3 separate regions of the Homo sapiens genome follow, and all the other regions are linked to region 1. Evidence: chromatin loops called from intact Hi-C (ENCODE). Cell type or tissue: A673. All regions are shown on one strand.

Region 1 (2,500 bases):
AGTTCACATTCTAGTGGCACTGCTTTGGAAGGTGGGGGCCGTCATTACACAAATCCCATGGGTGTGAATTGAAGGGACACAGTTAGTTTGGGGAATGGTTAGCCTTAAAGCCACTGATACCAATAATGGCTTTACTGTCTACTGTATCATTGTATTGCCTTCTCAACATGATTTCACCAAAATGATTCATTGAAACTGATTATGGTATTCCCATAATCCCCTTGCCTGGAACTGCATCCATCATTCAGCACAGTTTTAGGATGAAGTCAACCCATGGAACATGGCAGAATGGAGTGTCAGAGAACCAGAGCCAGGCTATGAGACTTAACACCAGTTATATGAAACGATACATTTCCTCATTATCGTTGTTAGCTGGAAGAGAGTCTCAGAGAATCAAAGCCAAAGATGTTATACAACACCTATTATATGAAATGATAAATACCCTTATTGTTACGATTATCTGCCAATTCAAGTAGGGGTTTTCTGTTACTTGGTGCTAAAAGTTCCCCATGATAGAATAGCTTGCCTTTCCTAAGTGCTTACAATGTGCCAGCCACTGCACTAAATGTTTGGTATGCACCATCTCACTGCATGCTGGCAGCAACTCCACGAGTAGGCTCTATTATTAGCCCATTGTTGAGGGAGGACACTCAGAGTTTAAATCACTTGCTCTTTAGTTGGGAGTGGAGAAGATGAGAGGTAAGGCTGCTTTGTGGAGCAGGATGGGCCAGTAAGGATTACTTAAATGCATTGCAATGACACCAACTGAAACGTTTTGCAATCACACAATCTTCCTTGAGCTTCTTCCAAGATAGAGCAGATAAGGATGGAAACACAAACCAACCAACCTTATCTTCATTTGGAGGACTGAGAATCATAGAAGGCAACTGACTTGCCCAGTTCAGCTTTCTCGTTCTAGTTCTCCTAATTAAACTTGACTGCTTTCTAGAAGTTAATCAACAAATACACTCTCAGGCTGCTTTGGCCCAGTTTCCCGGTTAGGCAATCAGGGAAAAAGGGCTAGGCATTGTAAAACCCCAGGTCCTGCAGCTCCCCCACGTGGCTGCATTTTGACAAAAGCAAGCTTCTGAGAGAGTAGATCACGTAAGGAACCAGCCCTTCCATGGCTGTCATTAGCAGAAGTGCAGCTGGGGGCCATTTTGTCAAGAAGTGCTTATTTGGAAAAACAAAACAAAACAAAAAATGAAAAAAAAAAAAAAAATCTATACAGGTGCATGCCAGTCCCCCGGTAATGAAATGTAACAAAGGAAGCACTTAAGTTCAGTGAGGGAAATACAGCTTTAAATTACAGATTGTACCCAGAGCACTTTATAAACGGTAATGTGTGATAATGTATTATCCTTACTTCTGTGAAATTGTGGACTGCAACTTCTGCCGGGGCCAGTTAAAGGGCCAGGAGATGGAGAGGGTTGCGTGAATGCCATTCAAGAAAAGGGCAACAGAGGCTAAGGGGTTAAACTCCCCAGAAAACCAATTTATGCAAAGGGCTGGATCCTGACCGGCATTCTGCACTAAAGATCTGAATTACAAATTTAGAGAATTTGCTGCTCGGTAAGTAATTTCTTTTCTTCCTAATGGAGACTATAATTTCCAGTGGGCCGGTGCCACTTAATTTGCACTGATAGAGTGAACAAAATCTTGACCACGGAGAAGCCTAATTCTACTCACCGTGCAAAATTGCCCTTTAAAAAGGCTTAAAGAGGGACATTCAAAGGATGGTTAAAACCAACCCCTATAATCTTACATTGCTGCAAAGCACATTCCCTAGTTTCCCCTGTGTTTGTATCTTGGGTTAGTTAATAATTGGAATTAGTTCTTTTTCCTTCCCTGTAAGGTAGGTAGTGTAGCTGATTTTATTTTTTTAAGGTATAAGATCTACTTGGGATTATCTGACATAAGAAATAACATTGTCAGATTCAGATTGGAGAAATCTGCACCCTTCCAGGCACTCTGAGAAGGGAAAGGACACAGATTCTTGGTTTCTTGAAATCTAATTCTTTAAGACACTTAGAATCTAATTTAATGAGACCCCAGTGCTTCTGGACTGTTTGCAAACAGACAAGAACAATCTAGTGTGTGTGAAGTGGGAGGAGGGAGGGGAGAGAGTGTGTGTTTAAACCCCTGATAATTTATCTAAAAAGCAAGGGGATACATACAACAAAGACCAGGAATTTCACTTTCTTTCTCTTTTCCTTCCCATTTTGGTTTCTATTTTGTTATGTGCCTCCTTCTCCAAGACAACGAATGCAGGAAGGACCTCACTGGCTGCTGGGAACAACTGCCCTTTTGAATGAATTCTTTTATGGTTACCAGTCAAAAAGTCACCGTCAGCTGGAACTGGAAGGGAGGTGTGTGTGTGTGTGTGTGTGTGCGCGTGTGTGTGTGTACGCGCAGTGGCAGCCATTTCAGCTCAATAGCTCCATTCCTGGAAAGGCCACTTCTTCTTGACATGGGAGAAGACACACTTCCCTGTGTACCT
Region 2 (2,500 bases), 790 kb before region 1:
CAATTTGAGAATGTGGCTGAGTTTGCCTATTAAATCAGGACCCCAAGTGGATCTAAGTGCAGTGGTTTTGATTGAAAGAAAAAAAAAGTTTTTGCATTCAATATGTATGGATCATGGGGTGGGGGTTGATACAAAATAGAAAAAATATATAGATAAAGAAAATGAAGACATCTCCCAATCTTTTCTGAGATTGCCATCAACATAAAAGGCAGGTTATTAATCTTCAGGGTACAGTCTTTGTATGGAGGGAATCCCTTGGGGGTTATTGGAAATTTTATTGCTTTTCATTGGACTCAGTGTAAAATGGGGTAATTTAGGCTTAACAAACAAAGCTCGGGTTGACTCACTTTTTTTCAGAGGCTCCAGAAAGAGAATTCTCACAGAGCAGGAATCAACCTTTTCCTCCATAAATCACAGGAGGAGGTGAGAATTTGGCTAATATCCAGAGCACTGCAAAGAAATAAACAATGCAAAGCAATCTGTGGCTTACTTGATGCCAGTTTCTCCGTAGATAAATATTTCTGTGTTTTGATCTTATACATTCTTCCCCCTCAAGCTGAAACTTTTTCTGTCTCTCTTCCAGTCTGTCTGTTAGGCGAGGCCTTGGGAGCAGGATCCTGACAATGTACTGGTCAGCTCTTTTAGGGTTTTTTTTTTTTTTTTAAAGTTGATTTCCTCTGCTGGTGAGCCATACATCACTGACATCCCTGTCTGTGCTGCTTGTCTGTGACAGAATGACAGGTGTCATTTGTCACTGGGGCTTGCGGAAGCTGTGGGAAGAGGGATTGAAATTTTTTTTCTGGAAGGGCTCAGTGTCTGCCAGATCATTAAAAAGGGGGCTTTCCAAAGAAAGCTGTGTGTAATGTGATTGCACTTACTGTCAACGATAGGCTAAAAGAAAGAGAGAACATCAAAAGGGAGTGAGAGAAAGAGGGGGAGGAAAGAGAGGAGGAGTTTCTGCCAGGGGCATTTAAAGTTCTTGAGCTGCCAATGCAAGGATCTGCTTTAGTTCAGTTCTAGTGTGTGCATGCTAAATAAGTCCTTCAGAGATTTCCGCTCAGCTCATGGTGCCAATGAGGAGACCGTAACAGGAAACCTCTTTAATAGCACTTCTTCTCATCACATATTATGTAGGGCATGGAGACAGACTTGGTACTATACAGGGCATGACTTGCAGTCCAATCATTGAAGAGCTGAGGCAGGAAAACCTATTTGAACAAAAGCAGAGGGTCCCAATAAATCACGAGGCAAAACTGAGACCTGCTGGCAGGCTCCTTCTCCAAAGAGACATTTACAGCATCCTGTTTGCATAAGCACGCTCGGAAAATGCCCAAGAATATCTCCTTGCAGCTTCTCTCCTCTTGGCATGAAGTCCGTCACCAAATGGATCTCCAGGGATCAGGGAATAGAGTCTGCTTATCATTTCATTGCAAAGGGGAAGTGTTCCTTATTCTACTCCCTGTGCCATTAAAGTAATAAAAAGAAGTTAACACTTTCATAGTTCTGCCTATGTGCCGGACACTGCGGTAAATGTTTTACTTATACACCTCACTGTAATCTTCATAGCAATCCTATGAGATCGCTATTTCTGTTTTGGGGATGGTGTCATTGAAGCACAGAGAGGTTAAGTAACTTATCCAAGGTTGCACACTTCTTGGCAAAGCTGGGATTCAAATCTGGATAGTTGGGGTCTGGAGTCTATGCTTTTAGCCTCTTATTGGGAGGGTGAATGATGAACACAGTGGGGAGGCCAGATGATTTTGATAACTTCCAGATTGCAAATCTAACCATGCTGATTTAGGAAATTAACAATTTAGTGATGATGCAAACCAGGGATCTGCAAACTACAGCCAGTGAGTCAAATCCCACCTGAAACCTGTTTTTATATAGCTGGCAAACTAGAAAGAATTTTCACATAAATGGTTGAAAAATTTTGTAAAAATCTGTTTTCTCTTTTGTTACATAAGTACCTGCACATATCCTCAATTTAGTCTCTTGTCTTGCAAAGCCTAAAATATTTACTAGCTGGTCCTTCACAGGGAGTGTTGGTGGCTTCTAATCTAAGGTAAAATCAACTACAGGAAAATAAAATAAAATAAAATAAAAGTTTTTTAAAAAAAAGAAGGAAAGAAAGAGAAAGAAGAAAGGAAAAAGGAAGGAAGGAGGAGAGGAAGGAAGGAAAGGAGGAAAAGAAAAAGAAGGAGGGAAGAAAGGAAGGAAGGAGAAGATCTTAAAAAGAGAAGAAAAGGAAGGGACTTCATTTAAAAGCAAATAAGAAAACTAAGATCCTCACCAGTGGAGCTCTGAGGCCAACAGAAACACTGAAATTGGGCTGGCTTAGGTATACTTACGTGGGAAGGCCATCCTTTCAAAATAAGTTTTCCTTGACTGCCTTTCCACAAAGCCTGCTGCTTGGAGAGACAAATTAGCTATTAGGTAATCTAGTTAATTGACAAGTGACTTAACTAATTACCCTAACATGCTTATTAAATGTTACCTT
Region 3 (2,500 bases), 260 kb after region 1:
ATCCAAGATCAAGGCACCTGTAGGTTTAATGGCTGGTGAGAGGTCCAGTCTCTCCTTCTAAGATGCCAACTTGTTGCTGTGTCCTCTGCAGGGCAGAATGCTATGTCCTTACATGGTAGAAGAACAGAAGAGAATGAACCTTGATATGGTTTGGCTGTGTCCTCACCCAAAATCTCATCTTGAATTGTAATCCCCATAATCTCCATGTGTCAAGGGAAAGACCAGGTGGAGATAATTGAATCAAGGGGGCGGTTTCGCCTACTCTGTTTTCGTGATAGTGAGTGAGTTCTCACGAGGTCTGATGGTTTTGTGTTTGGTAGTTCTTCCTGCATTTATTCTTGATCTTGCCGCCCTGTTAAGAAGGTGCCTTGCTTTCCCTTCACCTCCCGCCATGATTGTAAGGTTCCTGAGGCCTCCCCAGCCATGTGGAACTGCGAGTCAATTAAACCTCTTTCCTTTCTAAATTACCCAGTGTTGGGCAGTTCTTTATAGCAGTGGGAGAATGGACCAACACAAACTCGTTCCCTCAAGCCCTTCTATAAGAGACCCAATCCCATTCTTGAGGGCTCTGTCCTCAGACTTAAAGACCCCCGCCTCATTGTAAAACCACATTGGCCATTAAATTTCAACTACGAACTCTGGAGGACACATTCAAATCATAGCAGCTTCCTTGATGGGAGTAACATAGACGCTGAGTCTTAAGGATAGGCAGACGGTAGAATGCAGCTGGCTGAACAATAGGAGAAAGGCATCATAGGCAGCAGGAAAAGCAAGTGCAAAGGCCCTGAGGCAGGAGGGAGCGTGTAGCATTCACAGAATGGAGGCCCAAGAGGGTGAAGCACAGTGAGTGAGGGGAAAGATGGTCCAAAACAAGGTCAGGGAGGGAGGCTAGGCCCTGGTAAGAAATTTAAGTGCAATGGGAAAACAATGAAACATTTCAAACAGCGTTATGGAAAAACCATTTGCAAAATTGTTTAGCTAAATACAAACTGACAGTACTTAACATTACCCAGCACAGTAAGATTCAAAAGAAGTGCAAAATATTCGGAAGGTGGATTTGAATGATTTAAGTCTGGGGAACACTGTCATGTTCCTCGGGTGCCCTCTGCAGGCGCCAAACCAAATTGCTGCGTGATCCTGGGGATTTGCTCCTTCTTGCCTCTCACTCCTCATGGCCAGCATGGAAGAGGAATCTGATCAAGGTTTCCTTTTTAAATCTTAGAACCAGGAGCCTGGAGCAGGTGTTGCAGGTTTTGGAGGGCACCCAGGTGCGTACTGCCAGGAAATGATGTGATAACCTCATTCTCGCTTTGTGACAAAATCTAAATTAAACTGGGACATGTCTGGACAATTTTGTAGCTTACATACCAATTCAAACAGGTTTTTTTTTTCTCTTCATTTTCCAGTCAATATACTGACCATTTCTGTCCTTATATCTTCCTCACGGAGTGTTCCTGATGGTAGTCACACAGTCTTTTATTATAATTTTATGAGTTCTTGTTGGAGCGATTAATAGCATTTATACTAATAAAACTTTCTAACATACTGTATAATTTACTTATATGTTTTGGTTATGATCTTTTTCCTATCAATAGAATGTAAGCTACATGAGGACAAAGAGTTTTGTCTGTTTTTTCAGTGTTATGCCCTCAATGCTGAGCACCTGCCCTTCTTGGTCCAAGCAACATCCCACTGATTCCACAGTCCTCAGGGACCACTCCAGCAAGATTCAAGCTCTTTCTCCCCTGGACTCGCCCCAGGGTTGCAGCTTCTGGTGCTGTGACTTTGGTCATATGTTTGCCAACCATAAGCTTCATGATGCCAAGCACCTTGTCTGCTTTATTTTTCTGCTTGCAATAGCACCTAGCATGGTAGAAATTTCAAACAAACACACGCATAAATGCTCTCATTTAGGTATGTTAAAACAGAAGGCTGGGAGTTACAAGTTCATATACCTGGAGGGCCTCACAGGTGAGCACATGGATGGGCAGGTGCCCTACATGTACCTGTGTGCGCTCTGTGAGTGGGGGGGTCTGCCAGGCCCAGGAGAGAGCCTGCTGGCCGAATGTGCCAGGCCAAAGCAGCACCAGCAGCTGCCCATCAGGCAGAAACACAGGTGCAATGTCACCAGGATGCTGATTGTACCAGCTCAAGCAAAACTAAAAATCTCAAATATTGGTTCCACTAAAGAAAAATACCATATGGGTCAAAGAAAACATAGCCTGGATCCAGTCAGTGGGAGGCCAGTTTTCAACCTGGCATAAGGGAAAGTCTTTCCAAATGGTCATTGTTGATTCTCCTCCCTGACCTGCAGGATCCACATGCTTCCACTTGTACCCCATGCTTCTCCCCGGAGAGCCAGGGACAGTCCCCAGCTGGAGAAAGGACCAGAAACAAAGGTCGGAAATGCTCCACATCAGGAAATGAGAAGATGCTCAGCAGACTTGAAAGTCCCTGTACCATGCGGACTTGCAGAACGAGTTTTTCTGCTAGGAGAGAG

The links. A loop is a pair of places that touch in the nucleus more often than their neighbours do. Peaks named below come from ENCODE experiments on the same cell type or tissue, not always from the same donor. Only the 100,000 strongest peaks of a DNase experiment are listed, where the experiment ranks them.
Region 2: it touches region 1 in a loop (2.7-fold over the local background); 10 of 110 quality-filtered maps call a loop at or near these places.
Region 3: a loop joins it to region 1, with 6 times the contacts of the local background. A loop is called at or near these places in 27 of 110 quality-filtered maps.

The regions. Positions count from the first base shown.
Region 1 is chr20:53,939,027-53,941,526 of GRCh38, forward strand. It overlaps BCAS1-AS1 (BCAS1 antisense RNA 1), which reads left to right. Exons shown (of 5, transcript NR_199019.1): 3 at 1,406-1,572; 4 at 2,259-2,369. Among named protein-coding and RNA genes, the nearest start is that of BCAS1-AS1, 25 kb to the left of the region's middle. RefSeq lists a silencer at 1-38. In A673, a CTCF peak has its summit at 1,061 (motif pointing left); a DNase peak (open chromatin) is centred at 1,065; H3K4me3 peaks cover 854 bases; H3K27ac peaks cover 2,500 bases.
Region 2 is chr20:53,148,533-53,151,032 of GRCh38, forward strand. All of the region lies in intron 1 of TSHZ2 (teashirt zinc finger homeobox 2), which reads left to right. Among named protein-coding and RNA genes, the nearest start is that of TSHZ2, 180 kb to the left of the region's middle. RefSeq lists a silencer at 684-884. In A673, no CTCF peak of the experiment used is centred here; DNase peaks (open chromatin) are centred at 379, 1,069 and 1,659; H3K4me3 peaks cover 772 bases; H3K27ac peaks cover 2,421 bases.
Region 3 is chr20:54,198,724-54,201,223 of GRCh38, forward strand. No RefSeq gene overlaps it. Among named protein-coding and RNA genes, the nearest start is that of PFDN4, 8.1 kb to the right of the region's middle. In A673, a CTCF peak has its summit at 1,111 (motif pointing left); a DNase peak (open chromatin) is centred at 1,088.